2 separate regions of the Mus musculus genome follow, and region 1 is linked to region 2. Evidence: chromatin loops called from intact Hi-C (ENCODE). Cell type or tissue: heart. All regions are shown on one strand. Links, peaks and the distances in the headings refer to the core of each region. The heading gives the core; the rest is flanking DNA. Region 1 holds the start of Tfap4 (transcription factor AP4). Region 2 holds the start of Coro7 (coronin 7).

The links. Peaks named below come from ENCODE experiments on the same cell type or tissue, not always from the same donor. Only the 100,000 strongest peaks of a DNase experiment are listed, where the experiment ranks them.
Region 1: it touches region 2 in a loop (2.6-fold over the local background); 15 of 42 quality-filtered maps call a loop at or near these places.

Annotation. Positions count from the first base shown.
Region 1 is chr16:4,554,025-4,566,581 of GRCm38, forward strand. It overlaps Tfap4 (transcription factor AP4), which reads right to left and starts at 5,696. Exons shown (of 7, transcript NM_031182.2): 1 at 5,404-5,696. The coding sequence starts at 5,492. In heart, for the core only: CTCF peaks have their summits at 2,387 (motif pointing left), 5,850, 6,727 (motif pointing right) and 6,950; DNase peaks (open chromatin) are centred at 4,667, 5,847, 6,337, 6,597 and 2 weaker places; H3K4me3 peaks cover 4,508 bases; H3K27ac peaks cover 4,482 bases.
Region 2 is chr16:4,673,799-4,686,355 of GRCm38, forward strand. It overlaps Coro7 (coronin 7), which reads right to left and starts at 5,922. Exons shown (of 28, transcript NM_030205.4): 1 at 5,754-5,922; 2 at 3,138-3,234; 3 at 1,965-2,039. The coding sequence starts at 5,813. It overlaps Dnaja3 (DnaJ heat shock protein family (Hsp40) member A3), which reads left to right and starts at 10,272. Exons shown (of 11, transcript NM_001135112.1): 1 at 10,272-10,546. The coding sequence starts at 10,336. In heart, for the core only: no CTCF peak of the experiment used is centred there; DNase peaks (open chromatin) are centred at 5,443, 5,993 and 10,303; H3K4me3 peaks cover 2,970 bases; H3K27ac peaks cover 2,752 bases.

The sequences.
Region 1 (12,557 bases), core at 1,871-9,870, 120 kb before region 2:
AAATTCAAAGTCAGCTTGGCCTACATGCTAATGATACCCTGTCTCAATAAAGTGTATGGGAAGGCTGAAGACAGAGCTAAGTCGTTAAGAGTCCCTCCATTTCTTCTAGAGGACCTGAGTTTAGTGGCTCAAAACTAATTGTAACTATAACCCAGGGAATTAACACCCTCTCTGGCCTCTATAGACCCCCATACATATAAACAATATAAGTAAATATATACATATACACGCATACATACATACATAGAGAAGTAACAGAGAGCAAGCTACCCAGTGATTATAATCCCTACCCTAACCCTAGGATTGCTGTGGGAGTCTTCCCAACAACTCACCCAGTCTCTGGGCCCTGCTTGTTATGCCCCAAAGTGTAAAACTGACCTAAGACTGGGTCTCAAGCAAAAGCCTTGTAGCCACCCTCAGGCTACCCCAAGAGCTACCCTATCTAAAGAGCCACAGAATACAGAAGTATATTTTTTAAATATACCAGGGCTAAATCTGCAGTTCAGCTGAGCATGTTCTAGATTCAATCTCCAGAACTACCACTATATTAAAAAACGGGTGGGGAGCTAGACATGGTGGCAAGCACCTTTAATCCCAACACAGACTGAGGCAAGAGGAACCTTAGTTCAAGGACAACCTACAAAACAAGAACCTGCTGCTTGAAAGAACCAACAAATAGGCCTGGAGAGATGGCTCCCCAGCTAAGAACACTTGATCCCCAGGTAAAAGGGGGAGAGGGACCTGCTATAGTAAAAGGTGGCATTGGGTCCCCAACGTAGAGCAGAACAGGCTCTATCTATACCATACTCCACACACCAGCTGTGGTGACAACTTGGAGGGTCAGGCACCCTGGAGTTGCTGGGCCAATTCATTTTGTTGTTGCTGCTCTTCTTTAAGACAAAAGTTTTACTCTTATAGCCCAGGTTGGCCTCATGGCACTCCTCCTGCCTCAGCCTTCCAAGTGCTATGCAGACAGACAGAGCAGGGCAGAGCCAACTCCTACAAGGTGAGATCCCAATGGCTGTGCCCTCTATTAAGGCTCACACACAACCAAAGGCTGAACAACTAAGTGGCTGTGACTGTAAGCACAGCCCTAGAGGTCACACCTACAGTTCCCACTAACTCAGCTACCCTTGAAAGGGAACTGCGGCCTGAGAGCTAACTTCAGCTCTCTCCTCATCCTCCAAGTCATGCACTATCTGGGGAGCCCAAAGCAGAGCCCCAGCTCTGAAAGGTTCCAACACAGAACTCCCGGATTGTAGAGACCTTGGGTCTCAAGAGAGTGAGCAGGCCCCTAGCCTGACTTTTCCAAGTGTTCCACCCAGCCTCTGTGCTTAGGAGCCAACTGCTGGTTAACATGGTCAACTCTGGACCTAGTTGTTAAAATAGACTGTCCTTACAAAGCTACAATTCTGCAAGGGAACTTGGGTTTGCCTCAGTTGCTCATCTAACAGCTTAGCGATCTCCTGCCAACAGAATTAAGAGACTACATGCTGGTCCCTGGTAGAATGCAGGTAAGCTAATGGGTGCCCTAGTGGGTAGTGTGACTAGCCATGAATTACCATCAGTGTAGCCCGGGCTGTCCTGGAACTTTTGCTATGTAGACCAGGCTGGCCTTGAGCTCATAGAGATCTACCTACAAGACACAGGGGTTAAACTCAGATAATTCAGCTTGTTCACAGGGACTTGGACCTTATCTACTGAGCCATCTTGCCAGCCCTTAAAGGAACTTTTACAGAGTTTGTAAGATACCCAGGGTGACAGCACAGGGTGACTGTACATGCTTGAAGCTCCAGCACTTGGTGGAAAGCAGCAAGATTGGGAGTTCAAGGTCATCTTAACTTACAAAGCAAGCTGGAGGCCAGCCTGGACTAAATAAGAGCCTATCTTTTAGGGGGGTCACAGGGGGCTAAGGAGATGATTCAGCCACATAACCATGGGTACCCGAATTCAGATCTACTGCATCCACATAAAGGCTGGGCACAGTGCATCTGTTACCTCAAAACTCTGGTGCTGGGGGTCGGGGTGAAGGGGAGAGGAGAGGATGCAGAGACAGGTGGATCTCTGGAGCCAGCCAGCATAGACGCAGTGGTGAGCACCTTCTGAAAAGATGAGGTCTTGAAACCTAACATTCCCTAACCTTATTTGTTTAGGCCTAGGTCTAAAAAACAAGGAGGAGATGCTAGCTGTGGTATTTTTCACCAGGAGATGCTAAAGAGGAAAAAGTATGGCAAGTTTGAAGGCAGCCTGGGATGTCCATCTTGTCTGAAGAGATGGTTGAGAGCAGTTAAAAAGCTGAGAGAACTGACTTCTACTCCAGAGGACCCAAGTTCAGTTCCCAGCACCCACACAGCACACTACTCCAGGGATCTGATGACCTCTTCTGGCCACTGAGGGCAGGGCACACATGTGCTACACAGATATGCATACAGGCAAAATACCCACACACATTTAAAAACCTGAGGTTTAAAAAAATTAAATAAAAATATAAGTAAATAAATAAGGTGGAAGAATGTTATATCTCAAACTCAGGACAAATGGCCGAAGTGCCTACCTATCAAAGCGGATACTGGCTCTCCCAGCGCCTCTCAGTACCTGTTACAGAGTAATGGCTGGCACACCCCATTTCCTACCCTAAACTCTTCCAGCCCAGGGACTGGAATGGGCTTCCCTTCCCCCAGCCTCCAATCCCTATATAACAACCTCAGGCACTTTGGCTACTGGCTTCTTTCCCTCTTAGCCGCTGGGTTCCCTGGAACTCTCTCTGCTCTTTCTCTCACCTCTTGCTCTCCCCCACTCACTCTCCTCTCATGGCCATGTTCCAAAGCCCTCTGACTGCTTTCTTCCCGGCTCTACAATAAACCTCCTCACCATACCAGGGAGCAGCTGAGGAAGTCACCTATGCACATGCGCACACTTGCACACACACACACACACACACACACACACACAGCCACTGGACATTACCATGCGCCTGCTCTTTAGAGTCTGGATCTCACTTTCTAGGCACTGCCTATATCCAAGTCTCACAGAACCATTAGGCAGAAGGTCCAAAACGTCAAGCAAAACATCAAAGTGTGCCACACTGCCCTATGGCTCCTTCTGGTTGGCCCAGAAGGCATAGGAGTCAAACAAGAGAGAACCCAGCTAAACAGGGAGGGGTGGAGCAAAGTCCACAGTCTGAAACAAACCAGAGTCCATCCACCATAAGCTCCTGCCCAGCCCACACTCCATCCAGGACAGATCTCCCAGCTGTTGCTCCAGCTGAAAATGAACAGGCCTAGAGGCTATGTTCCTCCATGCCCAGTGTACAACTGTCTCCTTGTAAGCAAGACAGGCTAAGGACCTGTGTGCCTGTAGGCAGGTTGTGGTGCCTCAATTACTAGACCTGAAAACACCCTATGTTCCTGGGGGCGGGGCAGGTCTACTGCCCTCCAGCAACACAGGTCTGGAGAAAGGGACCGAGTGAAGACAAGAGTACCGAAAGGCTTAGGCATAGCAACCAGAGGTTCCTACTGTCAAAGCCAATGCAGGACCAGCACCAGAATGACCTCTCCAGAATATGGAGCTAATCAGGCTTCACTCCCCACTCCCCAAGCCAGCTCAGAGGAGCCAGCACAACAGCAAACTTAGGAATCGAGTCCAGCTGAATATCTGCTCTAACTGGTGCCTTCTTAGCTTTATAAAGCTTCTCCAGCTTTACAAAGAAATCAGAAAACAAATGGACTCACAGCAAGATTGTAGTGATTCGAAGAGAAAATTCTAGCAAGTAGGTCCCCAGAATATTTAGTGTCCAAGAGTTTAGTTACTGCTGTTTTGTACCTGCTGGGCCCTCAGGTGAACCGTATCTTAGTGCCAGCTGGGGGGGGGGGGATTAGAGGGGGCTGCCAGCTGCTAGACCCACCAACAGGCCCTAGGTATTGGCTCTCAACTTGAAAGTAAAGTGGGATCCCTACCTGGATTTTATACCTATGCAGCAACCTGCCCCACAGGCGTTGCTGTCTACCAACCAGCCTATGCCACTCAGCGGGCTCCTCCTCCTCCAGCCCCAGCCCTGCCTGGCTGGGGTGTCGGAGCACGTGGCCCCAGCCCTGGGGAGCCATTACGCTCCTAGAGTAGCACGGCAGGCAGGAAAGAGATCGTCGGTTTCAAACTTAAGCGCGCTGGAGAAACCTCTCCTTGCGTGCACCACCACCATCCCCGCCCGGACCCAGCCGGCTTGTAGGGTTCAATGAGCAGATACCAGGGCCGGCAATAGAAATCTCAGACATGACGATTTAACAAGAGTTTAAGAGAGATTCGGCCACTGGTCAATCGCGATTTAGTAGCGAGTGGATCTGGGGCAACCTAGGTAGGATCAAGCTCACTAAGGGGTATCTCAAGAGAGACCTCCGACCACCCACCCGACCAGGAGATTCAACGCTTTGCATTTATGACTGAGGAACAGAAGTGGGACAGCAAAGTTTGCAGACCCATATGCAACAGGAAGTAGACTAGAGCCCTGAAGCAACCTAAGACGCACCCTCATCAAAAGGCCTCCCCACCTGGCCTGCTTAGCCCACCTAGTTGGTTACGGCCGAGCTTTGTGCAAGTAAAGCGTGGCCCCGAAGCGCCTACAAGTCCCACAATGCAGCACCGACCCGGCATAGAGAACTACAGCTCCCGTGAGGTCGTGCGCGCAGAGGCCCGCCTACTCCAAGAGGGCTGCAGAGTCACGTCCAGGCCTCGCTAGTAAACAGCACCCGAGCGCGGGCGGAGAACGTGCGACTAGTGACTGCCAACGTGTGGGGGACCGCAACTTCCCTGCTTGAAGCATGGCCACTAAAGGTCCACGTACGCCTCGCAACCTCGAGCGAGCACGCCCCCAACCCTGCTGCAGCCCTGTTCTCTGCAAACGTTCACACCACCCGGCTCCCCGCCCCCCCTCCCCGCAGCCTGGAACCGCGGCATGGCAGCATTGTAGCTGTCCTCTCGCACACTCCGGGCCCCCCCCAAAACGACCTCCTTAGAAGAGGGTTCCCAGAAAGCGCGAGTAAGCAAGGAAAAGGAAGGAAGCCAAAGCTGGCGGGGGGAGGAGGAAGCGCTGGGTGAAAGCCACCAGCAGCAAGCATGGCCGGGACTGCTGCAGCACCACGTGGGTCTGTTTGCAATTTACAAACGTCGCGACTCGCCCGCCTGCAGCGGACAAAAGTGGACAGAACCTCTCGGGGTCCCCACGTTCCAAGGGAAGAGGGTCCCTAGGCAACGCAAGCAGGGTTCCAGAGACTGCAGCGGACCCAGTAGCTAAGAAAGGCGAGCGAGCTCGGAGGCGCGAGCCATGCGTGCGCACACGCGCACCCGCCCGGGCGGGCTGGCCGGGGGCTGCAATGGGAAGAAGGGGTTGGGGGGAGGAGCAGTACACACCTACAGAGCCCTCCTATCACTTCTTTCTCTGTTTTCCTGAAATGTTGCAAAGAGGGCACCTTCTGAGTGGGCACCATGAAATACTCCATAGCGATAGGCCCCCCTCCTGTGCACGAGCCAGGTCTCGCGGTCAGCCGGAGAATGCAAGATGGAAATCCGAATCAAAGGGCAGCGCCGGACGGAGGTGCAGAATCGGCCGGTCCCAGATGCTGGCGGCAGCAGCAGCAGCGGCGAGGGGAGGGAGGCGGGCGGGAGGGGCGGGCGGGAGGTCTCTCCAGCCTGCCTCCCCGGGCGTGTGTATGTGTGTGTGTGTGTGTGTGTGTGTGTGTGTGTGTGTTTGCAGCTGATCAGATGTCTGTTTCAAGGCGGGAAACAGCTGGTGAAAACTCAGCACTCCCCGGCCTCCTTCCGCGGAGTAAGGAATTGCATGTAAACAAAGGACTATTTGCAGCGCCCCCCCCAGGGCGACTGGATGCTGGGGCGAGAAGGGCGCAAGCTCCTTGGGACCGACTACTACATGGGTCTGCAGACTTAACCCTGGGATCAGGAATCAGGGGTCGACAGCTGGCTGTGGGGGGACACGATGTGAATGGAGTGAACAGCGGCCCAGCTACATGCGCCACTATGGGTGATGAGGTCCATCAGCTGACAGGTTGGCAAGCGTAGCTAAAAAGAAAAAAAAAAAAAAAAAAAAAAAAAAAAAGGCCAGCCCCACCGCACGGGATCCCAGTCTGTGCAGTCCAGGGTCCGGTGAGGACTGCCCAGTGCGGGGTCTTTGCGCACCGCTATCCTGGAGGACGCGCTGGGCGGGGCTGCAGCAGCAAAGGGAAGGCTCTTTTGGGTGTGTGCTTCAGGCTTTTGCATTTTCATAATTGCCACTGCACGGAGCGGAGCAGAGCCACTCTGGCGCGCTCCCTTTCGAGCCGACCCGGGCCCCCTGGAAACTTGCGTCATAGCCACTGTTTCCCACAAGTAACTTGGGGCTGACTCTGACCACCCGCCAGCCTCCTCCCTCCGTCTTTACCCAGGTGGCTGCCTGGCCCAAACTCTGACTGGTGCTAGGAAATTAGATTGCGAAGGGTACAGGCAGGTGCGCAAGGTACCTCGGATGTTTGGGGCTGCCATAGGAAGAGAGAGCAAGTGGGAAGGAAGGGAAGGGCGGAGGCAAGCCAGAACAGCAGCGGCCCTGAGGCAGGCTGCCAGCGCGGTCCGAATATCCATTAGAGGTCTGGTGGTGGCTGCCAGGTCCTGTCTTGCCTCTTTCACTACCTTACTTTCCGACTTCGCGCGCAGCGGGCTGCAGCTTCTCATTCATGGGGAAGGCGGGATAAAACTTGCTCCACCGCCAGAGGGCGCGCTCTACAATGGGGGGGGAGTGGTGGTCTGGGGCAAGGGAGGGGACGTTTTAGGGGTGAGCTTCCGTCCTCTGACACGCCCCCACCTTCCGGTCCCGGCCCTCCCCAGACTCCTGGAGGGCTTGGCCCCAGGCTCAGGAAGCCCACGCCTGCCTCGGAATGTCCTCGCTCCAGCTCAGCGCCTTTCCCAGACCCATTCGCTGCCTTCCAAGGTTCCACCCAAATCGAGCCTCTTAGTTGAAATACTTCTATTTATAACAATTGTTGGGTATTATTAGAAAACATTGTTCAATATTACCAACCTGATCTCTAACTGTAGATGCCAGATCAATTAGCATCTAATCCCAGGGACACGTAACTTGAAAAGCAGCACTTCCTAGCCGGCTGGGCTGTGCAGTTGCACACCTGTAATCCAGAATTCTAGCGCTTGGAGATCGAAGATACGATCGTGCCTCTAAAAAAGACAAAGAAGCAAGGCGGTGGTAGCGCATGCCTTTAATCCCAGCACTTGGGAGGCAGAGGCAGGTGGATTACTGAGTTCGAGGCCAGCCTGGTCTACAAAGTGAGTTCCAGGACAGCCAGGGCTATACAGAGAAACCCTGTCTCGGGGAAAAAAAAAAAAAAAAAAAAGACAAAGAAATGGGAGAAGAAAAAATCAGGAAGGCAGGTGAAATGGCTTTATAGGTAAAGATGTTGGCCTGCAAGCCTGATGACCTGGTTTTTATTCCCAGAATCCCCGTGGTATAAAGAGAGAACCAGCTTCCACAAATTCTCTCCTGACCTTGGCATGTGCACTTTAGCATACATACATACATACTTAGAAATTAATTTTTAAAAGTTTAAAGGAAGTAAAGAATATGAAAAAAGGCAATTTCACCCCACCTCCACCCCCAGACTGGGTTTCACTATATAGCCCTGACTGTCACAGAACTCACTGAGATTCCTCCCCCCACCCCCTGCTTCCTCTGGAATTAAAGGAGCCACCACTGCACAGATGTGTGTATGTGTGTGTATGATTGTTTCACCTGTGGGTGTCTCTGTACATCAGGTATAAACCTGGTGCTCTCTAAGGCATCTGAAGAGGGCATCTGATCCCCTAGGACTGGAGTTAAAGATGGTTGTGAGCACCATGTTGGTGCTGGAAATTGAACCCAGCTCCTCTGGAAGAGCAGCCAGTGCTGGATGCTGAACCATCTCTGCAGCCCTTGGTTTTTGTTTTTTGAGATAAGAGTCTCCTGTACCCCAGGCTGGCCTCAAACACCTCCTCCCAAGTGCTGGGGTATTAGGTGTGTACCACCAGAGATTTTTAAATCCTACCACACACAGCCTCACACAGCTTTTTTAAAAAGATTTATTTATTGATTATATGTAAGTACACTGTAGCTATCTTAAGACACTCCAGAAAAGGGAGTCAGATCTCGTTAAGGATGGCTGTGAGCCACCATGTGGTTTGCTGGGATTTGAACTCTGGACCTTCGGAAGAGCAGTCTGGTGTTCCTATCCACTGAGCCATCTCACTAGCCCCCCTCACACAGCTTTATAATAGGGTCTTGCGTGCGCCCAACTGGCCAGGAAGAACGACGCTGCAACAGGATCCTTCCACACATGTTTATTGGGAGAGCTTGATTGCAGAGGCAAAGTGACCCCAAGCCCAGAACTGGTGCTGCTTATATAGGCCTAGGAGAGGCGTTCTCTCTCATCTGATTGGTTAACTTTGGTTAATTCTCAAAACCTCATCTTGGCAAAAGAACCTTTACTGCCTATGTATGTGTGGTGGCCAGCAGTAGCCAACTGCCACTCTGCAACTGCCACTCTACAATGGCTTCCCACAATCGGGGTCTTATTTAGACGTTTATGTACCCCTCTGAGCATTACCCCTGTGGTTATCCTTGATTAGCTGTGACCTTAACCTGATCCAGAGTACAGAGTGTGAGTGTCTTTGGCCCCTTCCTTCCAAAAGAGATGACATGATACAGGGAAGGGATGTGGCAGACCCACGAGGACTCTCATTCTTGAAGTACTTTGAAATGTTGACATTTAAAACCTCACATCCAAAGAGAGATGGCTGGGCAGTTAAGAACACTTGCTGGCTTGCCAAAGGACCAGAGTTCTATTCCCAGCATCTTTATCAGCTGGCTCATAGTCACCTGTAATTCCACCTGGAGGAAATTTAATGCCCCCTTCTGGCTGCCTCTGGTGCCACACACATGTGCAGACACACATGTATACAGGCACGCACATATACATGCAGATACACAAGTGCTCAGACACACATGATTAAAAATAATGCCAGCAGCAGTGATGGCTCACAGTTTGAATCTCACATCCTAGAGGCAGAACTCGACAAAGTTCTATGAGTTTTCAGACAGCTTGATCTAATAACAAGTTCCAGGCCAGGCAACATTTCTTAGTGAGCCTTTGTCTCAAAAGGGGAGTGTGTGTGCTGGAGAAACGGCCAGTGGTTAAGAGCGATGGCTGCTCTTCCAGAGGAACCAGGTTGGATTGTGGACACCCACATAGCAGCTCACAACCACCTCAAAGCCCAGTTCCAGGAGATCCAGTGCTCTCTTACAGCCTCTTTGGGCACAGGGGAAAAAACAAAAAGCTCAGTATTGGTGGCACACACCTTTAATCCCAGCACTTCGGAGGCAGAGGGTCAATGTGAGTTCGAGGTCAGCCTGGTCTACAGAGTGAGTTCCAGGACAGCCAGGGTTATAAAGAGAAACCTTGTCTTGAAACAAACAAACAAACAAACAAAAAAACAAAAAAACCTACAATCAAGCTCATTGCAGTGGCTCAGGGCTGAAATGACAGCACTTGAGAAGATGAGGCAGATAAAACCCTCAAGTTCAAGGCCAGCCTGTGCTACCATGTGAGACCTTGTCACAAACAAACAATTCCTGAGGAAGAGTTCATAAGCAAGGGGAGCTGCTATAGTTCTCTTTACAATGTTTATGTCTCCGTTTGATGCAGGGCGTCAGGGGATGTACATGTGTTCCCATGCCAACAGAGATCAGAGATGTTTTATCACTTGGAGCTGGGGTTACAGACAATTGTGACCCATTGAATGTGGGTGCTGAGAATTGAACTCAGGACTTTTGGAAAAGCAGTCAGAGCTCTTAGCCACTGGGCCATCTCTCCAGCCCCTGTATGTTTTCTCATTTTTTTATGCAGTCCTGGGCCTCGATTTGTAACTGGGCCACATCCTTATCTCTGTGGAGGAGGGATAATTTTCCCTGTTTCTAAACAGCCATCCTACAGGTGTCTAGGATGCTGTTCTTTTGAGTTCCTGTTGCTATATAACAAATTTACACAAGGCTGGCAGCTTAAAATCGTACCCATGTATCAGGGCTGGGGATGTAGGTCAGTACAATCCTTCCCTAGTGTGCATGAAGCCCTGGGTTTTATCCCTAGTGACAAATAAGCCAATGCCTTTAGTTCGAGCACTCCAAGGTGGAGAGAGGAAAATCAGAAGTTCATTCTTTGAGTGTGACCAGGATGAGCTACATGAAATCCTGTCTCAAAAACAAACAAAACCCTATACCCACATGTCAGTTATAGTAAATGAGTAGCTGTGTACAGTGTTATATGGCAAAACTTTCCCTGAGGAGACACAACATATGCATCTACTCACCCCAAATAGGGACCCCACAACAGACCAAAGTATAGATACCACCAATTGGTACTTGGTGAACCAATGAGTTTAACTGGGGTTCCTTAATATGGGTGAAGAGTCACTTACAAGAGTAGAAATGACTCGAAGACAGCTGCATCACCAAAGCCCATCCCAGCATAGGTGACAGCTCACAAAACCTGAGATATATGGAGCACACTGTACAGCCTGCAGGCAGCCCAACAGGTTGCAAATGTCCTAAGTGATTTTGATATAAACCTCTTCCAGGCAGCTCCCCTGGTTTCTGCTGCTCCCAGGTAGCTGGTCTGGTCTTAGAGTCTTCACTGCAGCTTGGCTCTGCTATCCTAAAAGAGACTCTCCATTTTTATTGCTTACTCTGGCCAGACAGGGTATAATAAATCTGATCAGTTTCAGGGACTTTGTGAAACTTTTGTTTCCCCTCCTGCATAAGAAGCGTCTCTGCTGGATAGAATGTTTGAATCTTGGAGTAAACTATTACACAACAATCAGTAATATTAGTAGAATTTCATCATTTTCATGTGCTACAACAGATCATATTTTTTTTTTATTATGGCACACTTTAGGTCACAAATGCAGGCCATGTGACTAAGCTGGACCCTGAGCTTGGAGCCTTGGTGGATGAAATCCACCTGCGTTCCTCTGAGGTTTGGCATGCTCCTCTAGGCCCTCTGGTTGTTGTCTGCAGAATTCTTGCTTTTGGCTAGATAGCTAAGGTTACCCCCTATCTCAATGACTCCTGTAGGGACCACTCCCACCTCTTCAAGTCCTTATGGCATGGCCCCCTCCCTGCAAGCCACAATCCCTCAGTGTGGCCTCTCCTTCTCTGTATCCTCGTGTCTCTGTCTTCTCTCTTTAAAGCTGGCATTAAGTTCCCCAGGCATTGTTCTTTCTGGACTCACATGGCCCTTCTGCCTCTCTCCCAAGTGGCTAAACCTACAGGCGCACACCCCTGTGCCCAACTCAAGCCTTCTCCTGCTTTGTCTTGATTGCTTCCTCTTCTCCAAACACCTGGAGGAACCCTGCTTATGCAGGACCCACCAAATGACCTCTCCAAGGTCACCAGTCACAGAAGTCAGAATCACAGTCTACCTACATTGGCCTAAGGAATTAAAATGAGAGGAGAAGCTAGACATAATAGCACACACCTGAGGTCCCCGTACCTGAGAGGCTAAGACAGGTGGTTTGGATCTTGAATTCTGGGACAGCCTAGACATACTGAGATCCTGTTTCACAAAAGCAGCAGCAGCCGTGAGGGAAACATAGATACTACATGTTACATGTTACACAGAGTGGGGACATAAAAACAAAACAACAAATTAAGAGATATTCTAAGGACACACAGCAAGCTGGAGATGGATCTGTAATGTTTAATTTTAATTGTTATCTTGACACAATCTAGAATTACCTGGGAAGGGAGTCTTAGTGAGGCATTGTCTAGTAGGTTGGCCAGCACGCATGTCCTTGTGGCATTGTCTTGATTCCAGTAATTGATATGGGAAGACCCCAGTCCCACAGATAGTGTCATCTGTCAACTTGATGCTGTCTGAGTTGTCTATTGGGAGATCATCTTAATCATTGCCTGTAGACATGTTTGTGTGTCATTTTCTTGATTGATGCAGAAGGACATTGTCCACTGGGCAGTATGTTCCTTTGGCAGGTATAGAAAAACTACCTGGTCTGGGGAGATGGCTCAGCAGTTAAGAGCACTGGCTGCTCTTCCAGAGGACCTGGGTTCTATTCCCAGCACCCACGTGACACTCAGACCTGTTCGGTAAACCTCCAGTCCAAATATGCCCCGGCAATGAAAACACAACTCAATGAATATGATTACATGCTGTGCACCTAGATTGGGCAGATGTACCGCTACACTACCATCTTCCACATCTATACATCTATGTCTGTCTTATAACTTGTGGTTTCTCCAGGCCATGTGCTTCTGCTTGCTCCTCCTCTCCCTCCTCTTCCTCTTCTTCCTCCTCCTCTTCTTCTTCCTCCCTCCTCCTCCTCCTCTGCATCCTCTCCCATTTTGTCTTCTCTCCCCCACCTTCTGCTCCACCTTCCCTTTTATCTGGCCCAATCTGCAGCTCTCCTTTATTTCACAAATTAAGGTGGGAAGCAGGTTTACAGAAAATCACCAGAGTGCC
Region 2 (12,557 bases), core at 2,466-10,465:
AGGCCTGTGTGTGCAAGGACTTGGTAAAGGTACACTCCCGTGACTCAGGTTAACTCCTTTTTAGATGCCAGCTGCCTGCTCTACGGCCTTATCACGCTGGCTAGAAATCCAGATGAGTCACTGGAAGGGTCCCTCTCCACATCCATCTCACTTTCCTTGCTTCCTCTGACACGAGGGACAGCAGTGGCATCTCTTGCTGTGGTGATGCTGGTTTGTTGCCCCGGCCACAGCCCCATCTTTAACCCGCTACCCTCCATGTTTCCTCTCCACTGCATTCCTCCAGCCCTGATATCCCCTTAGCATTGGTTCATCCTGCACCACCATATTCTCCCCAGTTAAATAAGAGAGAGAAAGAGAGAGAGAGAGATCAGCTGTTAAGCCACAATGAGATTTGTGGGGTGAATCCCAGCAGCCTTCCACAATTGGAGGTACGGCCGGATGTGTTACCTTAAGAGGAACTGGGTTGGGTGGTTGTGGTCCAACCGTTTCCTGCCTGCTTTCCTGCCAACCTCAGATGGTTATGCCCGTGAAAATCATGTGCAGATCTTTGTTTTAGAAGCAAAGAGTAAAATGACTGCTGCCTAGGACTCTGTGATGATATTTCCTACTAGACATAAGGGATCCTGATAAACAGAAATGCTCTGAAACAGGATGCTGGAACCCACAACTCTATAACTTTAAAAAAACAGGCAGCTAACAGCCATCTGTACCTCCAGTTCCAGAAGACCCAACACCATTTTCTGGCCTCTGAGGGCATTGCACGAATGTGGGACAAACATGCAGGTAAAACAACCATACACATAAACAAACTAACAAAAACAACCTAAAAAGTCAACGATCCACTTATAACAAAGTCTCTATATGGTATCCAAATGACATCTCAAAACTCTTTTTCAAAATTTGGATTAGCGGGCTAGAGAGATGGTTCAGTAGTTAAGAGTACTGGTTGCTCTCTCAGAGGACCCAGATTCAGTCCCAGTCCACATGGCACTCACAGCCATCTGTAACACCAACCCCAGCCTTCTCCTGGCCTCCTTGGCACCGGCATGCATGTTATACACAGACATACATGCAGGTAAAACACTCATACATAAAGAAATTTATACAAAATTTAGATTGGGCTAGGCATATTGGTGCACACCTTTAGTTCCAGCACTTGAGAGCTCTGGAGAGGCAGGGGGATTTCTGAGTTCAAAGCCAGCCTGGTCTACAAAGCAAGTTCCAAGACAGCCAGGGCTACCCAGAAAAACCGTATCTTGTAAAACAAGAAACAAGCACATTTAGATTAGAAGACGTTCGGCATACTCTACATAAATCTTGGCTTTTGTTGTTAACAACCTAATGATCATCATCAGAACTCTGACAATGAGCAGAACCCTACTTTCAGATCTCCCTCAAACCACCCTACCTAAGGAGTAAGAATTTATCCTCTTCCTTTACCCCAGGTCTTTAATAAGAGATCTAGCTCATAGAAACCACAGCTATGGAGACTAAGCCGACTAGGCCAATGCCTAGAGTATAATAAATGTTCCCCAAAGTGGGCATTCTGCCACACAGGCTGCTGAGGACCCCCAGAATCAGCTGCAGCAGACAAAAGTCCTTTGTAAGGGTTCATCTCCACCCTGCAGCTCAGCATAGCCACTCCCTGGAGTGGCTTTTAGCAGCATGGCTGGGCTTAGAAATGAGAGGTGCCCTGCTAGACTCCAGAGAATATGTAGGGCTGAGAGCCATAAGGGTGTGTGTCTGGTCCTCAGGAAGGAAATCCAGGGGCCCAGGACTTCCTTCTGCCACCCCGATGGACTGGAACATCTACCTTCCTTTCTGCAGGCCAGAGTTCCAAACCAGATGCAGCCTTCTGACCCCCCAAGGACTTTGCAGAACATACAGTGAGAACAAGAAGCCATAGGCGACAGGACCAAGAATGAATCCCTGGTCACAGGTTTCCTGACTCAGGCATCACTCACCTGAATGACAGCCAAGGTAGGTCACATGCCTCTTGTTTTCCTCATGGCCTTCCAGAGATATGACACCCAATACACCTGTTAAACAAACACAGAGGTTCTCACTTTGAGCTTAATGGTGGCCACTTATCTCCCTTCAAAGGACTCCAGACCCCAAGCCATGTGACCTCCTGAAAGCCTCTCCCAGTTGTCCCTTTTTTTCCTGACACTGAAGGGATCTAGGGTCTTCCCCAGCTTGAACCATCTGCACTGAATGTATAGAACACTAGAAAAGGAGGTGCTCTTTTTCTCACACAGACCATGGACGAGGTCAGCTTTGGGCTATCAGCTGGCACTCCCACCATCCTCACCAGAGAAGGAAGTCAGCACCTCAAGGCAGCAGGGTTGAGGGACCAAGAGAAAACTGGGAACAGGTGAGGTGGTTTACACCTATAGTCACAGCCCCTGGGAGACAGGGCTAGAGGAATCCTGCAAGTTGGAGGCCATCTTGGGCTATAAAGTGAGATGCTATCGGAAAGCAATAGGATGGGGGTGGGGTTAGAGAGTGCAAGTGGAGAGAACTTGAGCAGCTTTGGCTCCAACTCTGCCTAGAGTCCCTGGTGAGGAAAGAGGCATTTATCTGTGCTAGCTTGGTCTATCGATGTTGTCACAAGCAGCCAAGGGAATTCAACCACACAAAAACTCATTTTGGTTTTTTTGTTTTGTTTTGTTTTTTTAAGTTTTTGGTTTTTGGGGTTTTTTTCTTTTTTTTTTTTTTCTGTTTTTTGTTTTCTTTGAGATGGGGTCTGAGTAGCTCAGGCTGGCTTGCATCTCAAACTCTTCCAGATTCAGCCTCCTGGAGTGCAGAGATAGCAACACAACACTGTACAAGGACTTTTCAAATCTTCATTGTGATCAATCCCAGCCCAAGGTCCAATACAAGGAGGGGGATTGTCTGTGGGGATGGCTGAAAACAGAAATACCATTTTCTTTCCTCCCTGGCTAGAACCACCACCATAGTTTACATATAAGCAAGATCTGACTGCTATATGTTGACCAGTGTATAGGGGTCTAAGGCCTGCCCCTCCCCACAGCCCACTCCATTCCAACTCCCCACTATGAATGGAGTTTGCCCTTTTCCTGACCCTATCTATGATGATAATGTCTGAACCTTTTCTTCTATGTCTACCTCCCTACCTGGGCGGTCAGAGTTGAAAGCGATCAAGCTGCAGCTTGATTTGATGTGGTTCCCGCATGTGGGGGTGGTTACAGCACGAATATCACTGATCCAGGCCTGCAAATGAAGAATAACATGGTTAGTGTCAGGTCTCTCCTCAGGGCCATAGACAGGGCCATAATGCAGGAAACTGTGTGTGTGTGTGTGTGTGTGTGTGTGTGTGTGTATGTGTGTGTGTGTCTGGTGTCATCCACGCAAATCACCCACTTTGTTTTTTGAGACAGGGTCTTTCCCTGAATCTAGAACTCACAAATTCTGCTAGGCTGGCTGGTTAGTGAGCTCCAGCCGTCCTCTTGTCTGTGTGGGTGTGTGATGATTGTAAGCATACATCATCACTTAGGTTCTGGACATCAAACTTATGTCTTCATGCATTATAGCAAATATGTTACTAATAAAGTTGTTTCTTCAGCCCTTAAAGCTGCACCATTAGAGCAGTATTTTTTGGGATAGATATTTGGATTTTTTTTTTTTTTTTTGGTCTGCCCCCACTCAGTCCCTTAAAAAATAGCAAATGTTCTTGAAATAATCTAACTAGCTCAGAGGGTGATTCTATTTAGCAAATCAGTTCCCTAATAAGGATGAGGAGGCGGCTGTCAGAGGAAATGCATGTGTCTCTGGGGGGAATATTTCAGTTCAAAGAGTGGGAAGGAGCTGGGCAGTGGTGGCGCAGGCCTTTAATCCCAGCACTCGGGAGGCAGAGGCAGGTGGATTTCTGAGTTTGAGGCCAGCCTAGTCTACAGAGTGAGTTCCAGGACAGCCAGGGCTACACAGAGAAACCCTGCCTCAAAAAGAAAAAAAAAAAAAAAAAAAAACAAGAGTATGAAAGTGGCAAGGAAGTGACCATCTAACAGAAGATGGGTGTGCTCCTGTGGCTACTCTGCTGAAGCCAGGGCCCACGGCCCCTTGTGAACATCACACTCAGTAGGGAGAAGATAAAGATCTGGCTTCCTCAGAGCATGCTCCGCCCTGGATGAGTGAAGGCAGTAATGGTGACACCCCGCATATGGGAAAGAAGAGCGCTCGCCCTGCAACTGAGATCAAGGACCCCATTCCCTCTGTTGGTGTCAAAGCACAGATCTGCAATCCTTCTTGCCTCAGTAACAAGCACTCCTGAGGCCCCCGGTTCTGTGGGCCTGTCTGATTAACTTACTAGAAGGAGGTCCATACAGAGAGAAGCCACAGAGCCCTGAAGGTCTCTCCAGATCCGTCCACTAATCATTACTGCACTCTTAGTAATAGTCTGCATCCAAATCTAAGCACTGTGTACTTCCTCTCAAGCTTTCAATGGCGCCATACTATACTCATAACAAAACTCAACTTCTTCCTCTGAAGGGCTGCCCTGTAACTCATCTGTCACCAGCTTTGCCTGGCTAATGGCCTCTGTCCACCCTGGGTTCACTTTCTTTTTTTCTTTTTTCTTTTTTTGGTTTTTCGAGTCAGGGATTCTCTGTGTAGCCCTGGCTGCCCTGGAACTCACTCTGTAGACCAGGCTGGCCTCGAACTCAGAAATCTGCCTGCCAAGTGCTAGGATTAAAGGCCTGCACCACCACCGCCCGGCCACTTTCTTTTTCTTTACTGGCTTTTTTTCTTCTCACCCTTCTGGCCTCTGTTGAAATCCACCCACCTGGGCACTGTCCTCCACAATACTATTACGTTCAACTCTACTTCACTTCTTTACATCACAGCCCACCACATACCCCCGGGTGTTCTGATTCTTCAGTGGATTTATATTGTGCTTGCTGACCAGAGGCTGTTAAGTTCCACAGAGAAGGGGAAATGTCACAATGTTCACTGTTTTAGAGAGCTGAGCAGCACACAATAGGTACAGAAAGGCTAACTGTCCAGAGAATGAAAATGGAGCACGGTTGTCCTAACTTGCTTTGGGACACTAGAGGTCCAAATAACACAGGGGGAGAAAGGCCAGTGCCTCACCGAGTGGAGTGTCCTTCTTGACACTCCATCTGGGATCCACCTGCTCTAGGCTTCTCCAGGCCCCAACAACCGCTAGTATCATCACCCCAGTAAAGGAAGAGCTTGCACCAGTAGACAAGGAAGAGTGGCAGAAACTCGAGGGAGGAAGCCTGCCTGGCCCCAGGGGCTCCCTCTCCAGATGATACCTTCCCTCTCACTGAGACCACAAGAAAGAGATGCATCTCTCCCACAGCCCGGCCGGCCCGGAGCAGGGGTGATCCTAGACTGCTGGAAGGGGGAGACCGGCGTCGACAGTTTCCCAGCCAGGTTCCCAGCAAGGCCGACCGGAAACAGAGGCCTGTTCGCGTCTGGGAGTGCTGCGAGGCCTCCTGGGGTAACAGGGGGAGGCGAACCGGCCAGGCCGACCTCCGGGATCACCCAACTACTAGGGCGCGTCATCAGACCTCCGGACTCTGTCCTCTGAGCAGTGAAGGGGCGGCCTGAACTCTAGGGTTCATCTAAAGGGAGAAGTTCCGGGTGGACAGATGGGGCGAGGTGGGGTGAGGGTCTTCACAACCCAGAGTGTGCACTGCACAGGCAGGCACTGGGAATGGCAGTCCTCCGGGACCAGAAGCCAGGGAGTGGGGTCCACTGGCCGGGCTCACCTCTCGGCGGGACGGCCGGGCCTCCATATGCCGAAACTTGGACACCTTGAAGCGACTCATGGCAGCTGGGACAGAGCAAGCTCAGGCTGGAGAACGAGGGTCGTCAGGTACTAGGTGAATGAAGAGAAGCCGCCCTGGACTCTTGCAGCCTGCCGCCTCAGCAGCCTGCAGCCTGGTGCCACGCCCTTATTGATGACAACCAATCGGAAGCTCCTGCGGCCTGCCTAGGCACGCCCCCACGTCACCCTTCTTCAGCGCGACGGCCTTCAGCCCCGCCTTCTTCAGAGGCCAGGACGACCTGAGAAGTCACGCCCTGATGCCTGGGGGACTACTGCACTGGTCGGAGGTCATGTGAGCCGCAGCTGTCCTACCGAAGGAACCACACTTCAATTGCTGCAGGATTAGACTTGCAATACTGGTCCCTGAGGTTTTACAATGACCTGAGAAATAGCAGGACAGAATTAACTAGACTAAAACTGGGAATAATCCCCGCGACCCATAAAAGATAAGAACCACTGAGACTCAATCTTTCTCTCTCTCAATCTCTCTCTCTCTCCCTCCCTCCCTCCCACCTCTTGTCTCCCCTTCCCTCCCTTTCTACCCCTTTGTTTTGAGTTTTATTTTTATTTTATTTTATTTTTGTTTATTTATTTATTTATTTATTTTGAGACAGGGTTTCTCTGTGTAGTCCTGGCTGTCCTAGAATTCACTCTGTAGACCAGGCTGGCCTCAAACTCAGAAATCCCCCTGCCTCTTCCTCCCAAGTCCTGGGACTAAAGATGTGCACCATCACTGCCCAGCCAAAAATACACATTTTATAATGCAATTTTTTTCATACTAGAGTGTATGATGATAATGACCAAGTGATATATAGCTTTATTCTCAATATCTGTGAGCATCAATTTTCCCTTAAAAATGATTTTAGCTGTGGATTGTAGCTCAGTTGGTAGAGTGTTTGCCAGGCATGTATGAAGCCCTGGGTGCCATCCCCAGCACAGTGACATAGTCCTATAGTCCCAGCATTCAGGAGGAAGATCAGAAGTTCAAGGTCAGCTTGGTTTACATAGTTCGGGACTATATAGTGAGAACCTGCCCAAAAAGAAAAAAAAGAAAAAGAAAAAAGAAAGAAAAGAAAAGAAAAGGGAGAAAGAAGGCAGGGTTGGGAAAATGGCTCAGTGGGTAATTATGCTTGCTCTTGGTTAGACTTGTTGGATCCCCTGGCCTTGTGAAGTGTCTTAAACTGCCACATGGGTGCTGGGAATCAGACTTGGGTCTTCTTCGAAAATAAGGAGAAACAAGTACTCTTGACTGCTGGGACATTTACTTTTGTTCACCTGTCTATCCCTGCCTACTCATCTGTGTGCACACAATGTTGGGGTCCAGGAATTGCCTCACAAATCACACAGACATTGATCTCGGTCAGACCAGGATGGTTTATTGATCATATGCTCCAGGATTGGTCGACCAGGGCCATGGTCAGGATTTCAGAACTGAGCCACTACCCTGAACTAAGATCCTACAGGGCTTTTAAGCCCAAGATCTACAAACATTTGTGCCAAGTTATTTCATCAATCGGGATTTAAAGACAGGAAGATTTCCTTAGGAACATGTCTTTGTTGTACACTTATCCTGCTCCCATTGGTTGGGGTAGTCAACTGTGGCAGGCAGGGGACTTGCCTTGTCTAATAATATTCATGTCCTAACTTGTCAACCAGGATGGGCTTTGTCTAACATTCATGTCTTTACTTGCTAACCAGGATGTCTTTTTCTGCCAAGTAGGATGTCAGTTCCTAAGGAGGTCTTGGGAACTTAAACTTTACTAGACTCCTACTCTAAATGGAAGTCTTACTCCAAATAGTTTCTTATATTGGTGCAGGTGCTCTCTTATGTTGGAGTCCATCTCAGGGGCAGCTTATACCATAAAAGCTCATACGCAGGTGCAGGAAGTGCTGCTGGGTGGTTGGTTCAGGTCCAAGCTTATTGTGGGTAACTATACAAAACAGTTCTACCGACTTCTATAGTGATTGATTTCCAGGGACACAGAACATAAGAGAATATGTAATCAGTCTTGGCATTAGAAAGTTTCCTAGTAACAGCAGAAACTTATGACAAAGTTTCCTTATGGTAGACTATCAAAGGTAGGTTCTCTGGAAGCACAGCAAGAGCTCTTACCTGCTGATCCTTCTCTCTAGCTCCAATAAAAATGATTCTTGCAGGGCTCAGTGGTGCCTATCTGTATTCTTAGAAATTTTCAAGAGTGAGTGGGAGGCTGGCTTGAGCCCACAAGTTTGAGACTAGCCTGGGCACTATAAGATTAATGACATTGCTATAGCGTGTACAACAGAGCCTGAGATTTGAGCAGTAGGAGCTCCAACTTTTTGTTGTTGCTGTTGTTTTTTGTTTTTTTGTTTTTGTTTTTCAGTTCATAGTCTTAGTCATTGTGCTGGAGATATTTGAATGCATTTGCTGCTGGATGCATTACAGAACTGTCCCCTCTCATTCCCTGCGCCTTGCCTTCCTCCTTGTTTCACTGAAATGCTCTTTGTTCCCATCACTGACACCCATGCACAAGCTCTCCAGCTGCCCTTGCACTTTACACTAGCTTCATAACTACTTTCTGCTTGATTGGTAGTTTTTGACCTTAAGAGTCTCAGAATCCACTGAGAATTTGGTTGGTGAAGGTTATGGATATCTATCCAGGGTAACATGCACACACATTTTGTGTACAAAACTGGGGGGTAGAAAGTGCCAGTGTGCTCTCTCTTGTGCACGTGTATGTGTGTGTGTGTGTGGTGTCAATGTAGACTGATCATCCTAAACCCATTCATAAGCCCTCAGATTCTCTTCCTTTTATTTGGGAGGGTGGTGAAAAATGTAACTTTCCTAACTAACCAGCCCCAGTCTAGCTTTCTGGCTTCATTTTCAGTTATGTATACTAAATTTAAGGTTTAAGCATATACTTCTACACATTTAGACACCAGCTTTTATAGCTTTTTTAAAAAATTTTTGTAATAAACTGATGACATGACTGTTCCATAGTATGCTAGACCTGGTAATTTGAGGAGAGAGAGAGGGAGAGGGAGAGGGAGAAAGAGAAAGAGAAAGAAAGAGAATCGAAGGGTTATAAGCTTGGGGAAGTGGGACCCATGAGCTGCAGAGTTTGAAGTTGGGGAAGAAGTGAGAAGAGCTAGGATGCTAGCATGAACTTTGAAATTTGAAACAGGTACTTTTGGTACAAGGGAGCCTGAAGGCCTGATGTGCTTTGGTATGCTAATAGTCACCACAGATAGCCACGTGTCCCTTCAGCCAGGGATAAAGAAAATGACTCCTTTTGATAATAGGAACCAGCTTCACAATTTTTTTTTTCAAAAACAGGATTTCTCCAGGTAGCCCCAACTATCCTGGAACTTGCTCTGTAGTCCAGGCTGGCCTCAATCTTAGAGATCTGCCTATCTCTACCTCCCATGTGTTGGGATTAAAGTTGTGAGAAACCATTGCCTGACTTGCTGGTTTTTATCTAACCACTAGAAATCCTGTACTCCAGGTTGAGTCTTATTTCTGGATATTTGTACTGCCTTTTGGAGTTTGGGGAGTTGGATTTTCCTTCGGGCCTAACTCGAAGATGGGGGTCTCATGTAGCCCAGACTATCTCGAATTTGCTCTATAGCTGAAAATGATCTTGAACTCCTGATCATCCTACCTCAATCTAGTCTGGCAGCTTTTGGTGTTTTCGTCACTTGGAATACTACATCTGTACTCGATTCACTTTTCATCAAAGTTCAGTTATGGACATTATGACTCAGAAAGTTTAACAGCCCACCCCCACCCCCCACTGCCAAGCCTTATGCGTGTAAGAAACTTATCATAAGAAACAGATCGAGTACACTGGTATGCTTGTAACTGTGCACCTTTGATAGCACTTACCGTTGTTACTTAATAAGAAGTCTGTCCCTGTAAGGCGAGTTTGCTCCCCTGGAGCGGGTTTCCTCTAACATTCTTTCTAGAACATGGATAACAAACAGCAGGCGCACAATACATAATAGGCATTTACAATGCTCATTGAATTTTCGCTACAGGTTTGGAGAAGGCTAACGTGTTTAAGACGGACCTGAGTGTTTCAAGTTCTGCTGGGAAGGAATCAGACGCGGAAAAACTGCAGCCAACAACCGGGGTGGAGCCTTTCTGAGAGAACATGTAATAAGATGTAATTTTCAGGGTCAAGGGAGGGCATCCACACGGGGTATACCGGAATCTGATACTGACGCCGCGTTGTCTGCTGGGGTTTGTAGTTCCTGCCAGGGCAAGGCTCGCTAGATTATGGTTGCTGCACTCAGCGACAACATTCACAAGTAAAGTGCAGCATTCGTTCCTACCTCACAAAATTCCAATACAGGGAAAAGTTACAAACTGACATCCTCATAGTCTAGCACTTGTACACGTTGGCCTAGGTTCTACCGTTCGGAGACCGAGGCGCGTGCGCAATGCTTACGCTCTGCGTGCTACGGATGCCTCGCCTCCGGAAGACGCGACCGGCGAGGCGGGCCAGTGACGGTCTGCGCAGGCGCAGTGTCCCCGGGCCAAAATGGCTGCGTGGTGTTCCCCACGCTGGTTGAGGGTGGCAGTGGGGACTCCCCGGCTGCCGGCTGCAGCGGGGAGAGGGGTCCAGCAGCCCCAGGGGGGCGTAGTGGCAACATCCCTGTGTCGCAAGCTGTGCGTCTCTGCCTTCGGGCTTTCCATGGGCGCTCACGGCCCCCGGGCGCTGCTGACATTGAGACCCGGTGTCCGCCTCACAGGTGAGGGAGGCTTCCAGCTCTGGAGTAGAGGCTCCTGGGATTAGAAAGGGCGATTCGGCTCCATCTGATGACCAGGGTAGCGGGATGGAGATGTCTTCCGGCCCAAGAGAGGAATTTCTGGGGACACAGGCAAGCAGGAGGCAGAGAGGCCAAGGTGCTGGCTACCCAGAAGCCGTCGAGGGGAAAGAGCTGCGTGGAGCCGGAGGTGTTGAAACGCTCCGAACGCCATGAACCTTCACCTCTGTCAACAGTTCACCTCTCTGTCCAGGCTGCTGCCCCCTTGTCATAGCCCTTCTCTTTTTCTTCACGCTCTAGCTTGTAGTGGAAGATGTAACTGCCATTTAGTGAGTGCTAGGCACCCATAAATCAAGGGAGATGCAGGTGCTTGCCCTCATTAAGGTTAGAGAGTGTGATGAATTGTCATTTCATAGCGTTCATCCTAAATATCACGTGGTGTAATAGAAGGGCATTTATCAGTCTTTTAGAATCCTTAAGTCAGTGAATGTAATAATGGAGTCTAACATTTATTAAACATTGTGTAGGAAGTATGATTTCACTCCTTGGAGAATGTTTCAATGTGACAGGCATTGTTAACCATTCCATTTTATGGAGAAACAGGTTTAGATGTTAAAAAACTTGAAAAAGTCACAAAGCTAAAAACTGGTAGACTTGGTATGGTACCTACCTTCCTTATAGCTGGAGGGGATGCCAAATTAGTGTGCATTAAGCCTTGAAGTGTTTTAGCCACGATCTTGTCTGTCTCTTTAAAAAATATTTTTGTAAGTTATTTTGAGTTCTGTGTGTCTGTGTGTGGGTATGTGCTCTTAAGTACAGGTGCCCAAAGGGGCCAGAGGCATCTGATCCCCTGTAATTATGAGCTGCTAGACTTAGGGACTAGGAACTGAACTTGTGTCCTCTACAAGAGCAGTATGTGCTTTTAATTGCTGAGCCATCTTTCTGTCATCATAGTTCCTTATACTGTGTTATCACTTAATTTTCAGTGAGAATGAAGGAAGCAAGCACTGAACTTTATTTTGGGTAGTTCTAGGGATCAAGCATAAGGCTTCATGCATGCCTTAGAGTGGCTTTTAAATTATGTATCCTTGTGTGAGAGAGATATGGAGGCGCATGTACACAGGCACTAAGTATTACTTCTGTATGAAAGCATAACTGAAGAACTGCAGTTGGCTTTCCTCAAGTCAGCCCATAGGCTACAGTGGGCATATTTTATCTCAAGTGACAATATGTGTGGACATGGCATCCTGTAGTGGTGTATCCTGACACCACATCTAAGGTCATCAGTTTGGCCCCAAACTTTAGTCTGTGATCATTCCTCAAGTCCCAAACAGGGGCTGGAGAGATGGCTCAGCTGTTCAGAACGCTGACGGCTTTTCTAGAGGACCCAGGTTCAATTTCAATTCCCAGCACTCATATGGTAGCTCTCAGCTGACTGTGGCTGTAGTTCCAGGGGATCTGACACCTCTTCACAGACATACATTCAGTCAAAATACCGAAACATATGAACTAAAAAGAAATCATAAAAAAGAAATCTCCTAACCAGAAAGAAATCAGCAATTAGCTACTGGATTAGGCATTCTTAGAACAACATGAAGACTAATCCTATTCTGGGTTCAAAAAGCAAGACATGTGCTGGGCATACTTTGTAGAGAAAAAAAATAGATATTTCCTAGTAGTTGCTAATCATTGGCCTTTAGAATAGAAAAAAGCATCCGCTGTGTAATAGTTACCTGTGGTTATTCACAGTTTCCTTGAGCTGTCTGCTGATGTCGTAGAAGCTGGTACAGCTGACAAACTTTTGCCACTAATAGACTCATGCTCCTGATAATGGAAGGAGTGAGGAGTACAGGAATACAGCCAGGCAGGTAGCAAGTAAAGAGATCCAATATAGGATCACCAAGTATCGAGGTCTAATGTCTTCTCCGGGAGTGACTGAAGAGTCAATCACAATCTCATTCTGATTATTCCTGCTCATTCTTTTTTTTTTTTAATT